Regions from separate parts of the Homo sapiens genome. Here region 2 is linked to region 1. Evidence: read pairs that join two places in POLR2A ChIA-PET (ENCODE). Cell type or tissue: Caco-2. All regions are shown on one strand. Each heading gives the region's core, and the rest is flanking DNA. Links, peaks and the distances in the headings are about the cores only.

Evidence for each region. ChIA-PET counts read pairs that join two places held together with the same protein. Peaks named below come from ENCODE experiments on the same cell type or tissue, not always from the same donor. Only the 100,000 strongest peaks of a DNase experiment are listed, where the experiment ranks them.
Region 2: POLR2A ChIA-PET joins it to region 1 with 10 read pairs; 4 of 35 experiments call an interaction of 5 or more read pairs at or near these places.

What each region holds. Positions count from the first base shown.
Region 1 is chr15:40,924,858-40,936,781 of GRCh38, forward strand. DLL4 (delta like canonical Notch ligand 4) reads left to right here and starts at 4,483. Exons shown (of 11, transcript NM_019074.4): 1 at 4,483-4,877; 2 at 4,990-5,259; 3 at 5,768-5,825; 4 at 6,646-6,909; 5 at 7,314-7,374; 6 at 7,460-7,590; 7 at 9,691-9,860; 8 at 10,041-10,260; 9 at 11,371-11,924. The coding sequence starts at 4,812. RefSeq lists an enhancer at 329-1,174 and silencers at 3,625-3,694, 4,288-4,377. In Caco-2, for the core only: CTCF peaks have their summits at 5,919 and 6,119; DNase peaks (open chromatin) are centred at 3,704, 4,454, 5,014 and 5,864; H3K4me3 peaks cover 3,927 bases.
Region 2 is chr15:41,254,372-41,266,295 of GRCh38, forward strand. It overlaps CHP1 (calcineurin like EF-hand protein 1), which reads left to right. Exons shown (of 7, transcript NM_007236.5): 3 at 2,539-2,619; 4 at 8,385-8,512. Among named protein-coding and RNA genes, the nearest start is that of OIP5-AS1, 22 kb to the right of the region's middle. In Caco-2, for the core only: no CTCF peak of the experiment used is centred there; DNase peaks (open chromatin) are centred at 5,630 and 9,920.

The DNA.
Region 1 (11,924 bases), core at 1,422-9,421:
CATTCAGTCGCCCAGGCTGGAGTGCAGTGGCATGATCTCTGCCCACTGCAAACTCCGCCTCCCAGCTTCAAGCAATTCTCCTCCCTCAGCCTCTTGAGTAGCTGGGATTACAGGCAAACACCACCATGCCTGGCTACTTTTTGTATTTTTTTTTGGTAGAGACAGGGTTTCACCATGTTGGCCAGGCTGGTCTCGAACTCCTGACCTCAAGTGATCTGCCCTCCTCAGCCTCCCAAAATGCTGGGCTTATAGGCATGAGCCACCACACCGGCCATCCCTATTATTATTATCCCATTGCACAGATGAGAAAACTGAGTGTAGAGCTAGAGTTAGGTTACAAGCCCAAGACCACATGGTTAGGAAGTGCCAAGAAGCAGGTCCATGTCAGGCTTATTCACCAGACTCACCTGGAGGGTGGGGAGAGACTCGTTCCTCCTGCCTCCTCCCCATCTCTGCTCAGTCCCCCTGACCAAGATTCTTCAGAGTTCGGTGTCCCTCAGCGCCCATGCCCTACCCCTTCCTTCTCACCGGGGCCCTTCTTATCATCAGTCACTGCATCCTGTTCCTCCCTTGAAGCCCCCAGATGAGTTCTCAAGGCCACCACCAAGTCATCACCTTCCTCACTCCTCTCTCCAGTCTCAGGCCTGTTCTATGGGGAACCCACTCTGTCCCGCGGGAAAAACCCTCAGCAGGCGGTTCCTTGTGGGGGCTCCAGAGAGAGGTGAAGGAGGCCACGCGGGGCACCGCCTGCTGAGCGGGAATCCCGTCCCTAACCGCTGGCGCCCCTCGAGGGGAGGGGCGAGGGCGGAGGTGGTTCTGCTGCGGCATCTGTCCCAGGCGGGCGGGAAGCTGCTGCATTAAATTGTAAAATCGATTTATTGACCGGCAGGTGCGAGCAGCGGCAGATGGAGAGTAGCCCTGCCGGGGCGCATCTGCGGGGAGCGGCGGCATCGATCCCGGCCCCCCTCTGAAACCCGTCGGTCCTGGGCCTTTCTCGCCAGCTCACTCCCAATTGTAGGGCCAAGGTCCTTGAAACTGCGGCGCCTGAATGGCTAGGGTAGCTCGACTCCCTCCCCCAACACCCTCCTGGCCTCAGGCCCCGGGCTGCGCCCCCACGGCTGCCAGGCTCTGCCAGTCCCACTGCCCCAGTTGGCACGCGGCGGGCCGGGCTGACGCGTGGCAGCGCCCTGCGGCAGATGAGGCACGCGCCGGCCTCATTTCAATGTGAATGGATCGAATGGAGCAGCCATGTGGCAGCAACAGTTTGCAAATCTCCACGCCTTCTGTGCAGCTCCCCGGCCGCCGCTCCCTGCACGTGGCCCCTTCTCCGCAGCGACCGCAGCGGCGCCCCTCAAGGCTTAAGCGCCCCGCCCAAGCCAGGCCTGCTTCCCCGCCCCTGGTCTGCCCAGCAGGCACGGTGGCCCGGCCCCCACCGCGCTCCTACCCGGGTGCAGTGTGCCCCGCGAAGAGCGCCGTCCCCTGAGAGGGGGTTGGGGAGAGGAGAGGCAAAACCGCGCTGAAGGTCTCGGAGCTGCGCCTGCGGCCGTGGGGAGGGCACAGAGGCTACGCTGCGGGGGAGGAGTCCCGAGGCTCTACGAGGCTCCTGTTGCGCCCCAATAACCTGGGGTCAGCTTGGGGACACCGCTGGAAGGCGACCTTAGCGCTTCCCGGTCCTCAGTGCCGGTTCTTATGGCTGGAGGACTATGCGCAATGGCCAAGCGTAGGGGGACAGCAGAAGCAGAAGGCCTCTAGGGGCAGAGGCGGTGGGCCTTTCATGAAGCCAGGCCTCGACCCTGCGCCCGCTTCCGACGTTGGGGAGTGTTGAGGGTGCGGGTCGAATTGAGGAACCCTGGGCCTGCGGAGGGTCAGTGGTCTTTCGGACTCTGGGTCTATCTGTGCACCCTTTCCATGCTGTTGTGGAGGGTCTGCGTCAGGGGCGGGGGCAGCCGACTTCGATGGGGGTCCAGCCCCACGGTGATCGGTGGCCTCCCATCCCAGGACCACGCGTGTAGCGTTCTTCCGCCCGCAAGTCCGAAAGTCCCGAGTGGGAGAAGAAGGAAGGCGCAGCCCCAGTTTTGGGCTGACAGAAACACTTGCGGCCTTCGCACTGGGCTCCCCACCCGCAGCATGACCCTCTCCTGCTCAGCAAATGTGGGCAAAGCTCGACCGCAGCGTGTGGGAGCGCTCGTAGGTACCCAGGGCCAAGGGTGGCAGTGTCCTAGCCCGGGAATGAGCTTCTGGGACAGCGCCTCCGCAAATAGGTGTTTCATGAATGTCTTTTGATGCTGAGAATTTAACCCTTTCCTCTTCTGGTCAGAGCCTTTCTAGATCTCTGGGATCTCCTGGGTGCTGCCTCTCTGAAGATAATAATCCCAACTTTTGTTTGGTCCTTGATAATTTGCAAAGTACATTTGGGCACATTAGTCTGGGCGTGTATGAGGGTAGAGAGTGTTCCAGATTTTCCAGTATTGGGAGAGATGCCTTGTGTGGGACTAGATGTCTCCCTTGAGGGTCAGGTAAGCAGGACCAGCGCCAGAAAAGGAGGATGTTTTTATTAACTCCTGGGCCAGGATTTGGAGTTGAGAGAGGACAGGGCTAGGTAGGGCTGGATGCCAGCTTGGAGGGGAGCAAGGGGCACCCGCTGGCATCTTAGAGAGGCAAGTCCAGGGATCCATAGGGTATAGGCGGAGAGAAGATCTGGGAGCCCACTTGCCAGGATCGCCGGGAGGCACGCCCCGGACTCCCCCTCCCTCGGGCCTGGGACTCCGCCTGCCCATAACCTACATTAACTCCCGAGCGCAGCCTGGGCCCATCTGCCGCCCCGCCCCACCTCGGTTCCCCACGCCAACCCGCTCGCGCCAGATGGTGGCTGGGAGGGGTGGCCGTGCGTGGGGGACCCCGGAGCCCGTCTCCTCACCTCGCCCCTCCCCCAACCCACGCTCCCAACCTCTTGTTTCTCATCCTTCCCCCCCCCACCACACCCGTCCCCCAGTCCTCCACCACCACCACCCAACTCAAAAAAAAAAATCAGACCATGCTCGGCATTGGCAGCTGTTGGGCTTCTCGCCGCTCCCCCACCCTTACCGCCTCCCCCGGGTTCGCGCCGCGTCCCGGCTCCCCCCCCGCGCTGATCTTACCGCCCGACTACAGCCATCACCTCGCGGGCGGGCTGACAGCTGAAGCCACAGGGCCCCCGCTGCCCTCGGCGTCGCAAAGAGAGAGCTCCCCGGCACCCCTGAGACTGGGAGAAGCCGGCCCTCCCCGGTCTGCGGTCTCCGGGGATCACGCCGGGTTCCGAGAAAGCAGCTGCGCTGCTGCCGCTTGGAGGAGTGGGGCCACCCAGGGGACCCTCTCGGGCGAGACTTGGGAAGCCGCCTGAAACTCAAACAGCTCCGCAAGCCTCCAGTTCCACCCCACATCCCGCCTTATGAGGCGAGGACCCGGGCCGACCCGGCCTCAGTCCCTCACCTTGATTCTCCAGTGGCCTGAGCCAACTCTGGCGTCAGGAGAGTTCCTCCTTGCCCCAGCTGAGCGACAGGGCGCGGCCGGGGGCTTGGGGCTGCTGGGGTGGGGGGAGGCAGTGGGCGCAGGAACTGAAGCTGGACTCAGGTGAGGGGACGCGCTGGAGGCGGGGCCAGAACCTCATTACCATACAGCTGAGGACGCGCCCCCCTCCTACCTCCGGGACCACGCCCCGCCCTCCCCCACCTCAGGGACCGCGCGTCTGGGTCTCTGGCACGCGCCAAGCCCTGGCAGGGGGCAGAAGGGAGAAGGCACGCGCTGGGCACGCCCCCCCTTAGCTAGAGAGGGAGACGCCCAACAGGTGCACAGAGAGGGCCCCGAGCCTTAGACCCTTAGCCCCTAGCCTTGCTCAGAGTGGCCACAGAGAGGTTAACGCTTCTGCTGGCTTCCCTGCTGCGCTGGGGACGCGTGGTGGGTGGGCACTCATAGGTTGGGGGCCGTTGAGACAAGGGCTCCAGAAGCTCCAGGAAGGAAAAGGAGATCGGATTTCCCTAGCGCTGGTTTTTGCATTCCGGGCTTAAGTTCTTTTTACCTGCTTTGGAACACTAGGTAACTAGCGCCTGCTGCGGATGCACAGCCTACAGGGACTGCCTAGTGTCTCCGCCCCCAAGACCATCCCCGAACCACCCACTCACCTCCTGCCCCATTACCGGGCAACCCCTCTATCCTCCGGCGGCCAGGGTCTCAGCCCTTAACCCCGCCATCACGGAGGACTGGTCACCTCGGCACGCGCAGAGCTGGGGGACCTAGAGGTTGGGAGCGGCACGGAGGGGCGGGGACCTGCGCCCGACTGGCTGACGGGGAGGGGGGAGCGGCGGGGGCGGAGGCCCCCTCCGGGCGGCGCTGGGACTGTAGCAGCTAGAGGCCGGGAGGGGAGGGGAGAATGACCATGAGTCTGAGTGACAGGCGGCGAGGAGAGGAGCCAATATATATAAGGAAGGCCCCCAGCGCGCAGGTTTCAGTAGCGGCGCTGCGCGCAGGCCGGGAACACGAGGCCAAGAGCCGCAGCCCCAGCCGCCTTGGTGCAGCGTACACCGGCACTAGCCCGCTTGCAGCCCCAGGATTAGACAGAAGACGCGTCCTCGGCGCGGTCGCCGCCCAGCCGTAGTCACCTGGATTACCTACAGCGGCAGCTGCAGCGGAGCCAGCGAGAAGGCCAAAGGGGAGCAGCGTCCCGAGAGGAGCGCCTCTTTTCAGGGACCCCGCCGGCTGGCGGACGCGCGGGAAAGCGGCGTCGCGAACAGAGCCAGATTGAGGGCCCGCGGGTGGAGAGAGCGACGCCCGAGGGGATGGCGGCAGCGTCCCGGAGCGCCTCTGGCTGGGCGCTACTGCTGCTGGTGGCACTTTGGCAGCAGGTAACACGTCCCGCGCCCTCTCCGTCCCCTCTGCCGCGCTCTGGGCCTCAGCCCCGGGCACCAGCTGAGCTGACCGGTCCCCTCCCTCCTTCCCTCGGTCCCTGTGCAATAGCGCGCGGCCGGCTCCGGCGTCTTCCAGCTGCAGCTGCAGGAGTTCATCAACGAGCGCGGCGTACTGGCCAGTGGGCGGCCTTGCGAGCCCGGCTGCCGGACTTTCTTCCGCGTCTGCCTTAAGCACTTCCAGGCGGTCGTCTCGCCCGGACCCTGCACCTTCGGGACCGTCTCCACGCCGGTATTGGGCACCAACTCCTTCGCTGTCCGGGACGACAGTAGCGGCGGGGGGCGCAACCCTCTCCAACTGCCCTTCAATTTCACCTGGCCGGTGAGCACAGCCTGGGCGCACTGGGAGGTCGCAGAAGCCGAGAGAGGAGGCGCCCTGGGACCAAAGCCCCCTCCCCAGATTTCCTTGTACACACACCCCCACCCCCAAAAAGCCCAGGATGCATTCTTTCCTGGCTCTTCCCGACTCTCTCCTGAGACTGATCCCAGAAAAGGCTCTCACCAGTCTCCGTCTTCCCAGTTTATGTCCTCCCGTCCCCAGCTCTTGGGACACGATTTTCATTACCTACCACTCTGGGGCGGTACCCTACCACCCCCTCCTCCAGTGGCTCTCCCTTACACTCTCCCGTCTCTCAACCCTCCCTCTACCGGGGGTTCTCCTCTCGCCTTCCCTGCTCAAGCGCTACACTGTGCACAGCCCCGTTATGTTGACCCGGGCGCAGTAACTGAATCCTGCAATTAGATTAATTAAACAGGCTGCCGCAAGGCACCCCCACCTCTCCCCGCTTGCTCATCTCGCCATCTCTCCGTCCCCCCACCCCCTTTCCCAGGGTACCTTCTCGCTCATCATCGAAGCTTGGCACGCGCCAGGAGACGACCTGCGGCCAGGTGAGTAGCTCGCTCCGCCACCACAGGGGGGCGACACGGCGCAGCGCCGAAAGAGTTAATCTGTTCTAGGCGGGGGAAGTGCGGGCTTGGGGGTGGGAGGCAGGACGCTTAGCTTGGCCTGGAGCTGCGCCCCGCGCTGGACGCTCGGATTCCGCTCGCTGCCTGGACTCAGAGCACAATTGCGTTTCCTGCGGGTTATTTTTGGCGTGGGAACGCGGGGAGTACGGCGGTGAGAAAGGCTGAAGCTGCCAGCGCCGCTGACGGGCCCCTTCCTGTATTTTACACCTTTCGCGAATTCCGCTCCTTTGGAAAGGGAATAATGGCTTTGGGATGTTGTTCTGACACAGAGGAAAAGGATATTTCAGCAGCACAACAATTCTCACTTTGAAAAGGAAAAAAGAAAACCATTACCCACCTCTGGAGGCAGAACCCCTGAATGGGCACCAAAGGACCCCCTGCTCCCAGGGTCCTCTCTAGCCTGGGGAGCTTTTCTTTCTTTTTCTCTTTTTTCCATTTTGACCTCTTTTCCTCTTTCCCCTCCCTATCTGCCTCCAAGACCCTGGGATATCTTAACATCCTTCTATTGTCCCCTTTTTGAATACTATCAGGCCCCCTGCACATGCACACACGTAGGGCAGCTACGTAGCGGGGCTTTGGGTCCCTCTGGCCTGTTCTTGCTGGCAGGCGGGGGTCATCTGGATAACTGGGCTGATTGGTTGGCTGATCACCATCATCACAGCCAAGAAGGACATTGGCCAGCCGTCACTGGCACCCTTGGGGACTGGCGACCCTTCCCTGACCCGACCCTCTGCCCCCTCAGAGGCCTTGCCACCAGATGCACTCATCAGCAAGATCGCCATCCAGGGCTCCCTAGCTGTGGGTCAGAACTGGTTATTGGATGAGCAAACCAGCACCCTCACAAGGCTGCGCTACTCTTACCGGGTCATCTGCAGTGACAACTACTATGGAGACAACTGCTCCCGCCTGTGCAAGAAGCGCAATGACCACTTCGGCCACTATGTGTGCCAGCCAGATGGCAACTTGTCCTGCCTGCCCGGTTGGACTGGGGAATATTGCCAACAGCGTAAGCAGTCAAGCTCCCACCTGTGTGGAAGGGGAGGGTCCCCTGAGGAAACACAGTGGAGCTTCTTGGTCACAGCTTGCCTCCCTTGAAGAGTGGGTCTGGGCCTCCTACTAGCTGGGCCTCAGGGATGCTGAGGGTGGGCTTGACCTCAGACCTCCTGTCTCTTCCCAGTGCTCCTCCCATCATGCCAAAGCCCACAAGAACCCCATCATGACATTCCATCCAGTTTGGCTTCTCCTTCCCTGTGCCATTATTTCACTTTAAGACACTCGGGGCTCCTCTGGGAGGCCAGGAGTAGGAAGAGGGCCCAGGAGAGCTAGGGGATCCCCAGGGCCAGCAGGTGAGAATGGGGCTTAAGAGTCCTTGGTATCCCAGCCTCACCCAGCTCTGTGTTCTTCCCTTAGCTATCTGTCTTTCGGGCTGTCATGAACAGAATGGCTACTGCAGCAAGCCAGCAGAGTGCCTGTGAGTAGGGGACAGGAAGTGGTGAGTGGGAGCCCTCCCTTGGCCAAGGCCTCTCACCTCACTCTGCCTCTCTCTTGTTCCCCAGCTGCCGCCCAGGCTGGCAGGGCCGGCTGTGTAACGAATGCATCCCCCACAATGGCTGTCGCCACGGCACCTGCAGCACTCCCTGGCAATGTACTTGTGATGAGGGCTGGGGAGGCCTGTTTTGTGACCAAGGTGAGTCAGGGTGAAGAGAGGGTGCAGAGGGTGCAAGAGATATGGGGCTGGGGGGTGGAAATCCGATTCGTCACCTGGATCCTTCTTACTTGGTGACTGCAGACTTGGCTTTCCCATGATCTTCCAAGGATCTTGGGTCTTTTAAGGATCTTTACAACTGGCCCAGAATGAGGCGGTGGGTCCTTCTCCAGGTGCGGCGGCAGGGGGTGGTGGAGCCAGGGTGGCTGAAAAACCCAGGGGGGTGACAAGGTCGGCAGCCTGGAGGTTGCACTCATAAATCCTAGCAAAGCCAAAGAGAGAGGGATGGCAGGCTCAGTTCCTCTTTCAACCCCGTAGTTACCTATTAACCCCCTGAGTGTTTGCTTACCTTCCAGGGCTGTTTGAGCAGCTCTCCCCTAAACAGCTGTCCGGTGGGGTGTGCCCACCGGCCACCTGAGGCTGTGGGTGAGCTGGGCCTCTGGGCGGAGTGGCATCTAACCGACTTTTCGGTGTGGGCACAAACGGCCTCCCCTGCTCTTACCTAGTTACCACCTGCCTGAACCCATGCGGTCTCTACCTGGTGTTTAGGGGTAGTCACTCTCTGGCTATACAGGGGCCTTTCAGCCCCAACCTTGGGGGAGGAGGAAGCCTTTTTTCTTGCATCCTGCTAGCCAGCTGCAGCCAGCTGCAGCTCCCATTTTCAGGATCAAATGGGTGCACCTGCTGCCCAGAGACACCGGCGCAGGCCTGGGTAGGGTGGGCAGAGAGCTTGCCAGGGTGGAAAGAAATTGCCTAGGCCCTGACTTGCTGTCAACAAGGGGCTTGGGATTCAGTCCCTGTGTTGTGTGTGTGTGTGTGTGTGTGTGTGTGTGTCTGTCCCTTTACTACCATCCCCACCCCAACACTCACACACCTGGTTCCTGCTCATTCTCTTCCCTCTCCACCATATTTGCTCCCAGGTGACACAGTCATATACTCATCATATGCAAACACAGCACTTGCAGGCCATATATTTACTCTGTCTGGTTCTCCCTCCCTGTCCTTCCCAAATAAAAAAACAAATACTTATATTTCAAAATACCCTTGTAACACCTCTTCCTTTAAAAAATGCCCGATTACTGCCTATGGTGGCTCTCATCTCTCCTCTACCATTTCTACCTGTTGAAATTTTATCCCTCCTTCCAGGCTTATCTCAGCTGCCCCTCCTCCATGAAGCCTTTTCTGACTTCCTCCCCGACATGTGGCCTTGCCCTCTGCTCTTCTTCCTTATCTTCATCCTACTTGGGTTGGCAGTTTGTGAGTTTCCCTGGCAGGACGTCTTCCAGTTCCAGTTGTGTTGTTTCACTTTTGGTTGACTGCACTGGTCATATGTGATTCAAGGTGCTTTAAGAAACATGATTTTCATCCTGGCTAACACAGTGAAACCCTGTCTGTATTAAAAATACAAAAGTTAGCCAGGTGTGGTGGCAGGCACCTGTAGCCCCAGCTGCTGGGAAGGCTGAGGCAGGAGAATGGCGAAGTAGAGCTTGCAGTGAGCCGAGGTCGTGCCACTGCACTCCAGCCTGAGTGACAGAGCAAGACTCCGTCTCAAAAAAAAAAAAAAAAAAAAAAAAAAGAAACATGATTTTAGGCTGGGTGCGATGGCCTGTAATCCCAGCACTTTGGGAGGCCGAGGTAGGTGGATCACTTGAAGTCAGGAGTTCGAGACCATCCTGGCCATCCTGGTGAAACCCCTGTAAAAATACAAATATTAATCGGGCACAGTGGCGCATGCCTGTAATCCCAGCTACTTAGAAGGTTGAGGTATGAGAATCGCTTGAACCCGGAAGGCGAAGGTTGTAGTGAGCCTATATCACATCACTGCACTCCAGCCTGGGCGACAGAGTGAGACTCTGTTAAAAAAAAAAAAAAAAGAAGGAAAGAAAGAGAAAGAGAGAGAAAGAAAGAAAGAAAGAGAAAGAAAAAAGATTTTATTGGTGGTGGAGGAAGGATGTTTGGGCCTGGGAGACTTTGAGTTGAGGTGTCTTTGAGCCAAACATGGGGGCAAACATGGACTGCAAGGAGCCTGGAGGTGAGTGCATTCCCTGGCCCTGCTCAGCTGCTTGGTTCCTGTTTCTGCAGATCTCAACTACTGCACCCACCACTCCCCATGCAAGAATGGGGCAACGTGCTCCAACAGTGGGCAGCGAAGCTACACCTGCACCTGTCGCCCAGGCTACACTGGTGTGGACTGTGAGCTGGAGCTCAGCGAGTGTGACAGCAACCCCTGTCGCAATGGAGGCAGCTGTAAGGTGAGGCCCAGACCAGCGCAGGAAGACAGAGGTGTCAGGTGGTGTCTGGGCATCCCTAACCTAGGCAGTTAGTGGATGTACAGCCATGGACAGGCATTGTGGGCAGGTGGAGCCCAGCCTTCAGTCACACATCCCTGCCCCCCAGGGTCTGACTTTGGCCCCTTTATGGTCTCTCTCCAGGACCAGGAGGATGGCTACCACTGCCTGTGTCCTCCGGGCTACTATGGCCTGCATTGTGAACACAGCACCTTGAGCTGCGCCGACTCCCCCTGCTTCAATGGGGGCTCCTGCCGGGAGCGCAACCAGGGGGCCAACTATGCTTGTGAATGTCCCCCCAACTTCACCGGCTCCAACTGCGAGAAGAAAGTGGACAGGTGCACCAGCAACCCCTGTGCCAACGGTGCGTGCTGCTGCCCTGCTAACCTGGTGGACTGGCCCTGGGGCTGAGAGAGACTTCTGGTGAGGGAGGGTCAGGAGAGGAGCGAGGCATTGTCTGCCACTCTGGCCCCCCATCTGCTCTGGAGGGCGAAGAGCTTGCTTGATCAGCTGGGGGGCTGTGGAAGCGGAGCTGGTTAGTTGCACGCAGGCCTTAGGAGCAGGGGTGGTATGCACCCTGCATAGCTTCCATTCCTATTCCCATGTCAGAACCCCGTCCTGGCTGGGGTGGCCTCTGACCCTCCCCAGGAAGTCCTGAGCTGGAGAGAGGGATGTTGGAGGCTTCATGTTTCTCCTCAAAGGAGGCAGTGATTCAGTCAGAGCCCTGCTCCTGGAGGCCTCATCTTGCCCCGTGCCCAGGTAGAGCATGAGGTAGCATGAGGCATCTTGAATGTTTGCACCTTTTGAGGCACAAAGCCTGTTGGTAATCCTTGTCTATCTGGCTCCCAGGTGACCCTCTGTGAGGCAGGCAGGCAGGCAGCGCTCAGGAGCTGGAGAGGGGTGGGAAGGGCTGAGAGGGAGTCTGCTCTCTCACTGAAGCCTCTGGCACTGCCATTTCTTCATCACTGAATGGGAAACTATAATACCTGTCCTCTGTCCTTCATGTGGTTGTGAAGATGAAGTAAAACAGTCATGATTGTACTTATCCGAGCATTAACTATATACCAAACATGGGCTCTTGCCTTCATGTACCTTCCCGGCTATCCTATGAAGGGGCTAGCATTCTACTCCAGTCTAACAAATGGGGAAACTGAGGCTTAGAGACACGGTTAAGCAGCAAGTGCCAGATCTCAGGCCACAGAGTGACAGCTGAGGTCCCAACTCAAGCCTATCTGTCTGATTCTACGTTAAAGTTCTGTAAGATGCTAGTCATTTTTATACATGAGCCCACTGAGGCCGAGAGAATCAAGGTCATGCTAAACTCCAGGTCTCCTGACTCTGTGCAGTTCTCTTTGTAGTGGGCTCTGCAGGTGGAGGTAGAAGGGCCCGAACGTGTTCCTGGAATGGGGCTCCCACCCCCTGCCCCAGGGAGCTCCCAGGCTATCACTGACTTGTGTCTCATGCGTCCTCACAGGGGGACAGTGCCTGAACCGAGGTCCAAGCCGCATGTGCCGCTGCCGTCCTGGATTCACGGGCACCTACTGTGAACTCCACGTCAGCGACTGTGCCCGTAACCCTTGCGCCCACGGTGGCACTTGCCATGACCTGGAGAATGGGCTCATGTGCACCTGCCCTGCCGGCTTCTCTGGCCGACGCTGTGAGGTGCGGACATCCATCGATGCCTGTGCCTCGAGTCCCTGCTTCAACAGGGCCACCTGCTACACCGACCTCTCCACAGACACCTTTGTGTGCAACTGCCCTTATGGCTTTGTGGGCAGCCGCTGCGAGTTCCCCGTGGGCTTGCCGCCCAGCTTCCCCTGGGTGGCCGTCTCGCTGGGTGTGGGGCTGGCAGTGCTGCTGGTACTGCTGGGCATGGTGGCAGTGGCTGTGCGGCAGCTGCGGCTTCGACGGCCGGACGACGGCAGCAGGGAAGCCATGAACAACTTGTCGGACTTCCAGAAGGACAACCTGATTCCTGCCGCCCAGCTTAAAAACACAAACCAGAAGAAGGAGCTGGAAGTGGACTGT
Region 2 (11,924 bases), core at 2,132-10,131, 330 kb after region 1:
AAATCAGCCTTAGTCTTAATTTAAAAGTGAGTAGTTATTGTTTCTTGACCTCTGTCAGACAGGAGGAGCTACATTTTGATGATAGTGTAGACTTTGTATTACAGAACAAATTATGTAATAAAAGCTTAGTACATGTTTGTTGAATTAAATAATCAGGACCTCGGTAATTTTCTCTTTCATCATCTTAAGCAATCCAGTTATCTTATGAATGACTTCTTCTGGTTCATGCATTGATATAAAATTATTACACTAAATGGTCAAGAAGGACTAGAATCCAGGATGATTGTTCCAGAGCTTTGTGTTCAGTCCACTAGGTCAGTTTCTACCTGTGTCACCAAATGTGGTGGAGAAGAGCTTGCTGAGTTAATTAAGCACCACGTAAACGTTAAACCACAAGAGGAAAAGAGCGTGAAGTCTCCTGGGTACAGTAGGAGTATTTTATTATCTTCCGTCTTTGCTAGCATATATTACAAAGAGGGTGGAGGTATACATTTTATCTGTCTGTAAGTAAACTTCTTGAAGGCAGGAGTAAAATCTAGTTTATAATCTTTTTTTTAACTTTTTATCTGGAAATAATTTTAAACTTGAAGTTACAAGAACAATACAAGATAACTTTTATTCTGATACCCAGATTCACCAATTGTTAACATTTTGTCACATACTTCACTGTTTATTTCCTATAGAAAGGACATTCTCAGATCAAAATCAAGAAAGTTGCATTTTGAAACAGTACCATTATGTAATATTCCATATTTTATATGGTCCATGCTTCATTTTCACATATTATCCAATAATGTCCTTATAGCAGTTTTTTTCCTAGTCCGGGATCATGTGTTGGGTTTTGTTGTGTGTCTCTTTAGCCCCCCCTTGATCTGGAACAATCCTCTGCTTTTCTTTGTCCTCCATGACATTGATATTTTTGAAGACTGCAGCACAGATAAGTTGTAGACAGCTTTGTATTCTTGGCCCAGGAACCAACAAAAGAAAGTTTTTAAAAAATACTTATTGAAAAATTGGGGGACTGGGTGCGGTGGCTCACGCCTGTAATCCCAGGACTTTGGGAGGCTGAGGTGGGTGGATCACCTGAGGTCAGGAGTTCAAGACCAGCCTGGCCAATGTGGTAAAACCCCACCTCTACTAAAAATACAAAAATTGGCCGGGCATGGTAGCACCCGCTTGTAATGCTAGCTACTTGGGAGACTGAAGCAGTAGAATCGCTTGAACCCGGGAGGAGGAGGTTGCAGTGAACCCAGAGATCAAGCCACTACACTCCAGCCTGGGAGCGAAACTCCATCTCAAAAAAATAAAAATAAAGAATTTGGGGGAGAGTAACTTTCATTCAAAAGGTTCAATATTAGGGCTGGGCACCGTGGCTCACTCCTGTAATCCCACCCAGCACTTTGGGAGGCCGAGGCCGGCAGATCACCTGAGGTCAGGAGTTCAAGACCAGCCTGGCCAACATGGTGAAACTCCGTCTCTACTAAATGTACAAAAAACTAGCCAGGCGTGGTGGAGAGTGCCTGTAATCCCAGCTACTTGGGAGGCTGAGGCAGGAGAATCGCTTGAACCTGGGAAGTGGAGGTGGCAGTGAGCCAAGACCATGCCATTGCATTCCAGCCTGGGTGACTGAGCAAGACTCTGTCTCAAAAAAAAGTTCAATATAGGAAAGAAATATGGTTTTTAGAAAAAGAACACATACTTTGACTTACAGACTTAGATTTAAATCACAGTTCTGCTACTTAGGAGTAGTGTGGCTTTGGGCAAGTTACTTTATCTTCCTGACTCTCAATTTCCTCAGCTCTAAAAGGGTATACATAAAACATTGGCGTGAAGAAATGAGAATAATGTATGTAAACAGAGCAGCACATGATATATATGTGATGAATGGTAACTGACAATATTCGCTTTGGTATAACCTCGCCTAAGTCATGTGAGGATGACTGCTCTTGTCATGTTTGAGGGTTAAATACTTCTGTAGCCCTAGTCCACAGAACATGGAAATGGAGAAAAAGCCAGAGTCAGAACAAGGAAATCAATTGGTTGTCACATTATTTCCTTGCATGTAAATAGCACCTAAGAATTCCTTGCATTTTGTAAGTGCCTAAAAATCTTAACAAGGATATGGAGACCCCTCTAAGTGTTTGTCCCCATATTCAAGTTCTGCAGTATTTGATACTTTCCATTTGCTGTTCACTTTCCAAACTTAATAACTAGGTACGCAATGCTAATGTTCAAGAAATCATTTACTAAGGGACAGCTTAGTATTTGTCCATCAGTTGGCTTATTGACGTAACCTGTGTGCTAAATTCACTGGAATGTGGCGTAATCAAATCTGGCTCCTTCCACTTCTGAGTTGGTGCAAGAAACACTTGGCAGCTATTAAAGTGCTATTCTTTGCAGTTATTTGGTATAATTTGCCACAGAAGTAAATTCCAGGAGGTAATATTCTTGCTAGGTTACACCCTGTTACCTCCTGACTTAAGGAGTTCATGCTAAGGGCAATGATCTCTATCTAACTCAAGGTGATTCTCTTGGCAGCCGGGAAGATTTCCAGAGGATTCCAGAACTTGCCATCAACCCACTGGGGGACCGGATCATCAATGCCTTCTTTCCAGAGGGGTGAGTCAGTACAGTTGTTGGACTTCCTTCCTGAGGCTATCACAACCTAAATTATTTGCTAATCTGGAATAATGATATTGGTTGTGCCATCTCAGACTGTGATACCCCCTGATTATATTGAGCAATTCTAATTTTGTCATTTCTAGAATATCTCTTCTGTTCTACCCTCCTGTGTGTTTTAAACTTCAAATAGATATATGAGCCTATCTTCAAAATTCTTATGTTTATCATTGATGTAAAACTAGACTTTTAAAAAATGTTTATTTGGAAATAATTTCAAATTTACAAAAAAGTTGCAAAAGTTAAAAGTAATTCGGAGAATACTTGTATATTTATTGCCCTGATGCATCTACTGTTATATTGTTAACATTTTGCCTCATTTGTGTGCTCTCTTCTTAGTAGTAGCCAATAAAAATATAATGCAAGCCACATACGTAATTTTACATTTTCTAGTAACCACATTTAAAAAGTAAAAATAAGTTAACTTTGGTAATATATATTTTATTTAATATATTTAAAATATTATTTCCATATATAATCAATATTAAAAATAACTGAGATCCTTTTTTCGTTTGTTTGTTTGTTTTAAGACAGAGTCTTGCTCGGTCGCTCAGGCTGGAGTACAGTGGTGCCATCTCGGCTCACTGCAACCTCTGCCTCCCGGGTTCAAGCGATTCTCCTGCCTCAGCCTCCGAGATAGTTGGGATTACAGCCACATGCCACCATACCTGGCTAATTTTTGTATTTTTAGTAGAGACAGGGTTTCACCATGTTGGCCAGGCTGGTCTTGAGCTCCTGACCTCAGGTGATCCGCCTGCCTCAGCCTCCCAAAGTACTGGGATTACTGGCGTGAGCCACCATGCCCAGCCTACATTTTTTCATAATAAGTCCTTGAAATCCAGTGTGTAATTTACACTTAAACACATATCAAGTCAGACTGACCATGTTTTCAGTGCACATAACCAGATGTGACAAGTGACTGCAGTATTGAACAGCGCAGCTTGTACACCCGTGCTTACTCTACATACCCTCTCTTGCAGACACTTTTTCCCTCTCTCTTTCCCCTCTCTCTACCTACACATACTCTACGTGTGTGTGTATATACATACATACATGCCTACATGTACGTACATACATACACATACATACATGTATGTATATACACATACTTATGTAATTTTTTTGTGTATGTGTGTTCACATAATTGTATTTCTGAACTATTTCAGGGTAAGTTGCATAGTAATGACCCTTTACCTCTGAATGCACCAGTGTGTGTTTGCTAAGAATAGGGACATTCTTTTACATATCCATAGTATAGTTATCTACTTCAGTAAACTTAACATTGATACAATCCTCTTATCTAATCTATTACTCTGTTTTATTAACATATTATCCAGTTTATTCTAATTTATATTCATATTCCAATTTTGTCATCCAATAATCTGTTTTATAGCACTTCCCCGCCTCCAGTACAGGATCTAGTCTGGGTCAGTTGTCATGTCTCTTTAGCCTCCTTTAATCTGGAACATTTCCCCAGCCTTTATTTTACTTTCGTGATATTGAATAAACATAGTTCTCACCACATATGCTTTGTCAAGTAGATTGTTCTTAATGTGGGTTTTTCTAACATGAAACTAGTCTTTTGATATGCTTTACTACCTAATACACTGCCTTCACAGTAGTGAGTAAATATTTACTGATTTGATTAGGTACCTTTTCAACAATAAAACTTACATATAAGCTTGTTTTAAGTAATTTCCTAAACAATCTATTCCTGGTTTATATGGATAGTCTATGACCCACAGGACTTCAAAATATTATATGGGTGCCAGTTTTTAATAATGAGACTGTCAATGAGGACACTGTCAGATAAAATGCCTGGAGAGGAAATTTTAGAACTCTAAATTGAGAGCAAAGGAATTTGCTAGTTGAGAGGGTTGGGCATTCAGGAAATGTGAGTGAAAGTCAGAAGGGGAATTAGGTCGGGCAGTTAGTTCATGTAAAGATGGGAATCAAATCACGTTGACTATGAGGAATCTTATGCCCTCTTTCATTTTTTCCTTTCTCTCTCCTTGAACTGCCCTGTTTGTTTCAGGTGTGGTTTTTATGCTGAATTCTTCCTTTTTTCTAATTCCTCTTTTACCCCTGCAAAGCATTGAACCCTATCCAGAGATAACTTTCACAGCTATGCTTTGTATCCAAACCTTTTGCAATGAAAAGTAAACCCAGGAGAGTCACTTTGCCAACTTTTTTTCAGAATTCCTTAGTCACCATTGATTACTTGAAGAAGCAGCTTGTGGGAAGCTGTTTTGTAAGACTAAACTACATTTGCTGTGACTACAATATCACCTGTCATTCTGTCCACCAATCTACTGCTAAGGAAATGGGACAGAGTGCATATGAGGAAGTGGAGGGCTCTACTGGGCTGCACTGCTTAGCTCTTAGCAAGCTGCGACTCTGCTTCTTGCTCTAATCAGATAGATATATTTGGCTTCTGGGTTTTTCTTTCTTCCCTAGGCATATGCACATTGGGGCTTTTTTTTTTTTTTTTTTAAAGAATGAGATTTGAAAGTGGACCATGGTTATTCAATTCCCTTTTACCCAGAAACTTTATGCTAGCAATAATCATTAATGTGTTTTTTCTAGCATATGTTTTAAACTTTACTCCACATTACTTGATTCCTCAGATCTGACATTTTTGACCAGATACTGGTCCATTAGCAGTATAGATACATCGAAGAACTAAAAGGTCATTCTTTTGTTTTGTTTTTTGTTTTTTTGAGACGGAGTCTCCCTCTGTCTCCCAGGCTGGCATGCAGTGGTGTGATCTTGGCTCACCGCAACCTCTGCCTCCTGGGTTCGAGTGATTCTCCTGCCTCAGCCTCCCCAAGTAGCTGGGACTACAGGCTCACGCCACCACGCCTGGCTAAGGTTTCACCACGTTGGCCAGGCTGGTTTTGAACTCTTGACCTCAGGTGATCCGCCCGCCCCGGCCTCCCAGAGTGCTGGGATTATGGGCGTGAGCCACTGCACCCAGCCAAGGTCATTCTTTTGAGTACAGATGGCTCACAGGCTAGCCTTTGAACTCTGCCTTTAGAAGGGCTATGAACTGCATGTCTATAGAGCACAGAAGAGAACCTACATACCTCAGCTATTCGGTGGGGCACAGAAAGGCTGGGGTTTTTTTTTTTTTTAGGTAACCACAGGAACCAGGCCATCTGCCTTAGATAAATAAATTATATTATGTTACATGGGGCATTCTTTTTTAATATTAAAGAACATTCTTCATTCAAGTTTTGAGAATTATTTCTTACAGGGTTATTGATTAGCCTGTGGCACAATGAAAAGATTTTCTCCAAGCTTAAGTACCAAAAAGGCTTTATACACAAGAGGTCTTTCAAAACTTTTTTTTTTTTTTTTTTGAGATGGAGTCTCCCTCTGTCACCCAGGCTGGAGTGCAGTGGTGCAGTCTCGACTCATTGCACCCTCCATCTTTGGGGTTCAAGTGATTCTCCTGCCTCAGGCTCTCAAGTAGCTGGGATTACAGGCATGCACCACCAGGCCCAGCTAATTTTTGTATTTTTAGTAGAGACGGGGTTTCACCATGTTGGCCAGGCTGGTCTTGAACTCCTGACCTCAGGTGATCCACCCACCTTGGCCTCTTGAAGTGCTGGGATTATAGACGTGAGCCACTGTGCCTGGCCTAAAAGATTATTTAGAGAAAAATTATCCAATTATGAGGGAATAATAAAATCATGATGTGTCCACAGAATTATGCATATGTTTTAAATGTTTCAAAGTATTTATATTGATTGGAGAAATGCTTAAAAGTTAAAAAAAAAGGCAGGATACTAATACAGTTATCTGAAAAGCATAGAAAAGTTACTAGAAGAAAATGCATTCATATATATATGAGGGAGTCTTGCACCGTCACCTGGGCTGGAGTGCAGTGGCGCAGTCTCGGCTCACGCAACTTCTGCCTCCTGTGTGTTCAAGTGATTCTCCCACCTCAGCCTCCCAAATAACTGGCAGTATAAGCGTGAGCCACCATGCCTGGCTGATTGATTGATTGATTAATTGATTGATTCCTTCCTTCCTTCCTTTCCTCCCTCCCTTCCTTCCTTTTCCTTTCCTTTTCCTTCCTTTTCCTTTCCTTTCCCTTTCCTTTCCTTTTCTTTTTTTTTGACATAGTCTTGCTGTGTCACCCAGGCTGGAGTGCAGTGGTGCAATCTAGGCTCACTGCAGCCTCTGCCTCCCAGTTTCAAGCGATTCTCCTGCCTCACCCTCCCGAGTAGCTGGGATTACAGGTGCCCACTACCACGTCCAGCTAATTTTTTTGTATTTTTAGTAGAGACAGGGTTTTACCATGTTGGTCAGGCTGGTCTCAACTCCTGGCCTCAAGTGATCTGCCTGCCTCAGCCTCCCAAAGTATTAGGATGATGGGCATGGACCACCGTGCCCAGCCAGAAAATATATTTATATTAACTGTGGTTGTAATTGGTAGAACTCGGATCAGTATTTTTCTATCTACTTTTCTTTTTTCCACATTTTCAAATTTATGTTTGCTTTTATAATTAAATAAACTTGGCTGGGCATGGTGGCTCATGCCTGTAATCCCAGCACTTTGGGAGGCCGAGGTGGGCAGATCATGAGGTCAGGAGATTGAGACGATCCTAGCTAACACGGTGAAACCCTGTCTGTACTAAAAATACAAAAAATTAGGCTGGGTGCAGCAGCTCACACCTGTAATCCCACCACTTGGGAGGCTGAGGCGGGCAGATCACCTGAGGTCGGGAGTTCGAGACTAGCCTGACCAACATGGAGAAACCCCGTCTCTACTAAAAATATAAAATTAGCTGAGCGTGGTGGCGCATGCCTGTAATCCCAGCTACTCCAGAGGCTGGGGCAGGAGAATCGCTTGAACCAGGGAGGCGGAGGTTGCAGTGAGCTGAGATCGCGCCATTGCATTCCAGCCTGGGCAACAAGAGCAAAACTCCATCTCAAAAAAAAAAAAAAAAAATACAAAAAATTAGCCGGGCATGGTGGCGGGCGTCTGTAGTTCCAGCTAGTCAGGAGGCTAAGGCAGGAGAATTGCTTGAACCCGGGAGGCGGAGGTTGCAGTGAGCCGAGGTAGTGCCACTGCATTCCAGCCTGGATGCAAGACTCTGTCTCAAAATAAATAAATAAAGCAAGACTTTATTTATTTATAAGCAGAGCAAGACTCTGTCTCAAAATAAATAAATAAATAAGAAAAATTAAAAATTAAATAAACTTTATTTTAAAAGCGGCCTTTCCATAATGTGCCTTAATTTTAAAATATCCCTTGGTATACATTACTGCAGGGGAGATGGGGGAGATGTGGGAGGTGGCTGAGGAGTCATTGGGCTGCCTGTGGCTCGCTGCAGAGTTCAAAGCAATGAGTTCAAGTTCTGGCTGTCTTGTATAGTGCTGGCACTACTCTACATTCATTTTTTGGAAAACAGATGCAAGTAAATTCAATAGATAACTTTATCCCTGGTAAGTCCTGTTACCTAAATCTGGTTAAATCATTTATAAAGTGGGAGTAATAGCACCTGCCTTACAAGGTTGGGGTGAGGCTTAAATGATATGGTACTGTGAGTCCCAAAGTACCATGCGTATGGAAAGAAACCTCATTAAATGACCTTTCAGGCTACCGTAGCTAAAGCTGTTGCCAGTATATTTAATTCATAAGAAATAATCACCGTGATTGACATGGTGTTGTGTTTGTTATATTTCACAATCAGAGAGGACCAGGTAAACTTCCGTGGATTCATGCGAACTTTGGCTCATTTCCGCCCCATTGAGGATAATGAAAAGAGCAAAGATGTGAATGGACCCGAACCACTCAACAGCCGAAGCAACAAACTGCACTGTAAGGAGCTAAAGTCTTCTGGCTTAAAATACTTGCTTTTCATTTCTTAAAAGTCATGTATTTACTCACTCATTATTTGAACAAGCATCTACAAGAGCATACTGGTTAAGACCTCAGACTCTGGAGCTAAACTGGCCAAGATTAAATACTAGTCTACCCTTTTTTGGTCGTGTGACTTTGGGCAAGGTACTTAACCTCTTTGGGCTTCAGTTTTCTCTTCTGTAAAATAGGATACTAAGGGGTTCCACATTGGATTGTTGTGAGGATTAAATGAGTTAATAAATGTCAAGTGCTTCACATAGTGCCTGGCATATACTAGGTACTTAATAAGTGTTACCTAGTATCATTATAATTCATTGAGCACCTACCGTGTGCCAGGCACTGTGTTAAGTGCTAGCATGGCAATAGTGAACAAGACCCAGGCCCCACCTTTAAGGAATAATGGCAATCCTCAGCTCATCTTAGAATTTGATAGACACTGGATGTGACTTAAGTAATGGGGGACAGCTGGATACAGTGCAAGATTTAATTTTTATACCCGTGTCTCATGCCTCTTTTCCTTTAATACTTGTTTGCCTTCCCTTCTGCCCTTATTGGTTCATGTACAATATTGCCCAATCCCTTACAACACTTCTCCAGGAAATTGAAATTAAATTTATCTTTTTATTCAGTACAAGTTGAAATTACAGTTGTATTAAAACTGACTGAAGGCTGGGCGCAGTGGCTCATGCCTGTAATCCCAGCACTTTGGGAGGCCAAGGTAGGTAGATCACTTGAGCCCAGGAGTTTGAGACCAGCCTGGGCAACATGGTGAAACATTGTCTCTAATAAAAATACAAAAATTAGCCAGGTGTGGTGGCAGGCACCTGTGCTCCCAGGTACTTGGGAGGCTGAGGTGGGAGAATTGCTTGAGCCTGAGAGGTTGAGGCTGCAATGAACCTTGATGGCACCACTGCACTTCAGCCCAGGTGACAGAAACTCTGTCTCAACAAAGAAAAGAAAACAAAACAAAATCTTCGAAATAGCACTAGTGGATTTGGGCGTTACATGGTGTCTTAGGATACCTTTAGCTGACTCAGCTGGCTTAAACAATAGGGAACTATATTAGCTCACTTTACAAGTCAGATTAGGCCGGCAGGAGGGTTGATTCTGTTTCAAGAACTAGGGATTTTTCTCTTTACTCTGCCATCCTCATAGTCTGTTTTATCCTAAAGTATTATGGTCACATGGCAGCTCTCAGTTGTTAACAGGGCTTTTTTTTTTCTTGTTCACATCTGGCAGTAGAGGAAGAGAGATATATATAGAGAGAGATCGAGACTGAAATTGAGCAACACTCCTCCCAAGCATGGAATGTAAGTCCTTCCCCTCACTTTGATAAGTCAGTTCAGGTCAGGAGAGTGCGAGTGCCGAGGAGATTAGGCTAATGAGATTCCCCTCCTGATGCTGTGATTGGGGTTCTGCTAAGGAAAAAGGTTGGAATGCCACAGAAATGGCAGACTTCAGGATGAGATAGAATAATAACAAAGTGCTATGCAGGTTATGCTTGGTTTTATTTTGTTTTTGCTTAATTTTTTGAGATAGGGTCTCACTCTGTCACCCAGGCTGAGTGCAGTGGCGTGATCACAGCTCACTATGGCCTTGACTTTCCTGGCTCAAGTGATCTTTTTGCCTCAGCCTCTCAAGTTGCTGGGACCACAGGCGTGTGCACTACACCCAGCTAATTTTTTATTTTCTAATTTTTTGTAGGGACAGGGTCTCACTATGTTGCCCAGACTGGTCTCGAAATCTTGGACGCAAGCAGTCATCCCACCTTGGCCTCCCAAAGTGCTGGGATTACAGGCATGAGCCTCCATACCCAGCCTGTTTTTTTCATTACATACTTTAGTCTTGGCTGTTGGATTAACTTTTATAGGAAGCTAAAAATTAATTAGAATTCTGTTGCAGTCTATGTATAGGGATCACATTCATGTAATTAGACCAGTAAAACCGAAGCTATTCTAATGCCAAAGAAAAGACTAGAAGAGTCCGAGAAGTCCTCAATTTCTGTCTAAATGTGTTGCTTCTCTTTGAAGTTCCCACAGGGCTGTATAAGCTGTAGCATGGTGCCTCTTACTGTAGACTGAGAGCAATTGAATGTCATATACCTAGCAATACATTTGCCACTGAGACACATTTACCTTAGAGAAAGGGGATGTGGGCCAGGTGCGGTGGCTCACGCCTGTAATCCCAGCACTTTGGGAGGCTGAGGCAGGCGGATCACCTGAGGTCAGGAGTTCGAGACAAGTCTGGCCAACATAGTGAAACCCCATTTCTACAAAAATACAAAAAAAATTAGCCAGGCATAATGGTGGATGCCTGTAATCCCAGCTACTCAGGAGGCTGAGGCGGGAGAATTGCTTGAACCTGGGAGGTGGAGGCTACAGTGAGCCGAGATCATGCCATTGCACTCCAGCCTGGGTGATAGAGCGAGACTCTGTCTCAAAAAAAAAAAAAAAAAAAAAAAAAAAAAAAAGGAGATGTGTTACTTAGAAATCTGGGTTTACAGGCCAGGCATGATGGCTCACGCCTGTAATCCCAGCACTTTGGGAGGCCAAGGCGGGTGGATCACTTGAGATCAGGGGTTCAAGACCAGCCTGGCCAACATGGTGAAACCCTGTCTGTACTAAAAATACAAAAAATTAGCTGGGCGTGGTGGCGGGCGCCTGTAATCTCAGGTACTCGGGAGGCTGAGACAGGAGAATACTTTGAACCTGGGGGGCAGAGGTTGCAGTTAGCCGAGATTGCACCATTACTCTCCAGCCTGGGCAACAGAGCAAAACTCCATCTCAAAAAAAAAAAAAAGAAATGTGGGTTTACAGAGGAGTGGAACCAAATTTTATTATGGGTTATACTTTGCATAGAATACTGTCTTCAGGAACTCTGAGAACACACTTTGTTCTATTTCTTTTCTAAGCCACGGTGAGAGAATTTTAATCACGATCAGCAAGGCTGAACTATGCCCATGTAGGCACAGGCCCAAGCACACATAGTGCCACTCTGCTCTTCTGTTTGTCTCCTGGAAGTGGTACCTTATTGCTTTCCTCTTTGGATTGGTGAGGTTATAATAATGCTTTCTGTAGGCCAGGCGCGGTGGCTCATGCCTGTAATCCCAGCACTTTGGGAGGCCGAGGTGGGTGGATCACCTGAGGTCAGGAGTTCGAGACCAGCCTGACCAACATGGTGAAACCATGTCTCTTCTAAAAATACAAAATTAGCCAGGCATGGTGGTGCATGCCTGTAATTCCAGCTACTCAGGAGACTGAGGCAGGAGAATTGCTTGAACCTGGGAGGCTGATATTACAGTGAGCCGAGATCACGCTATTGCACTCCAGACTGGGCAATAAGAGTGAAACTCCATCTCAAAGAATAATAA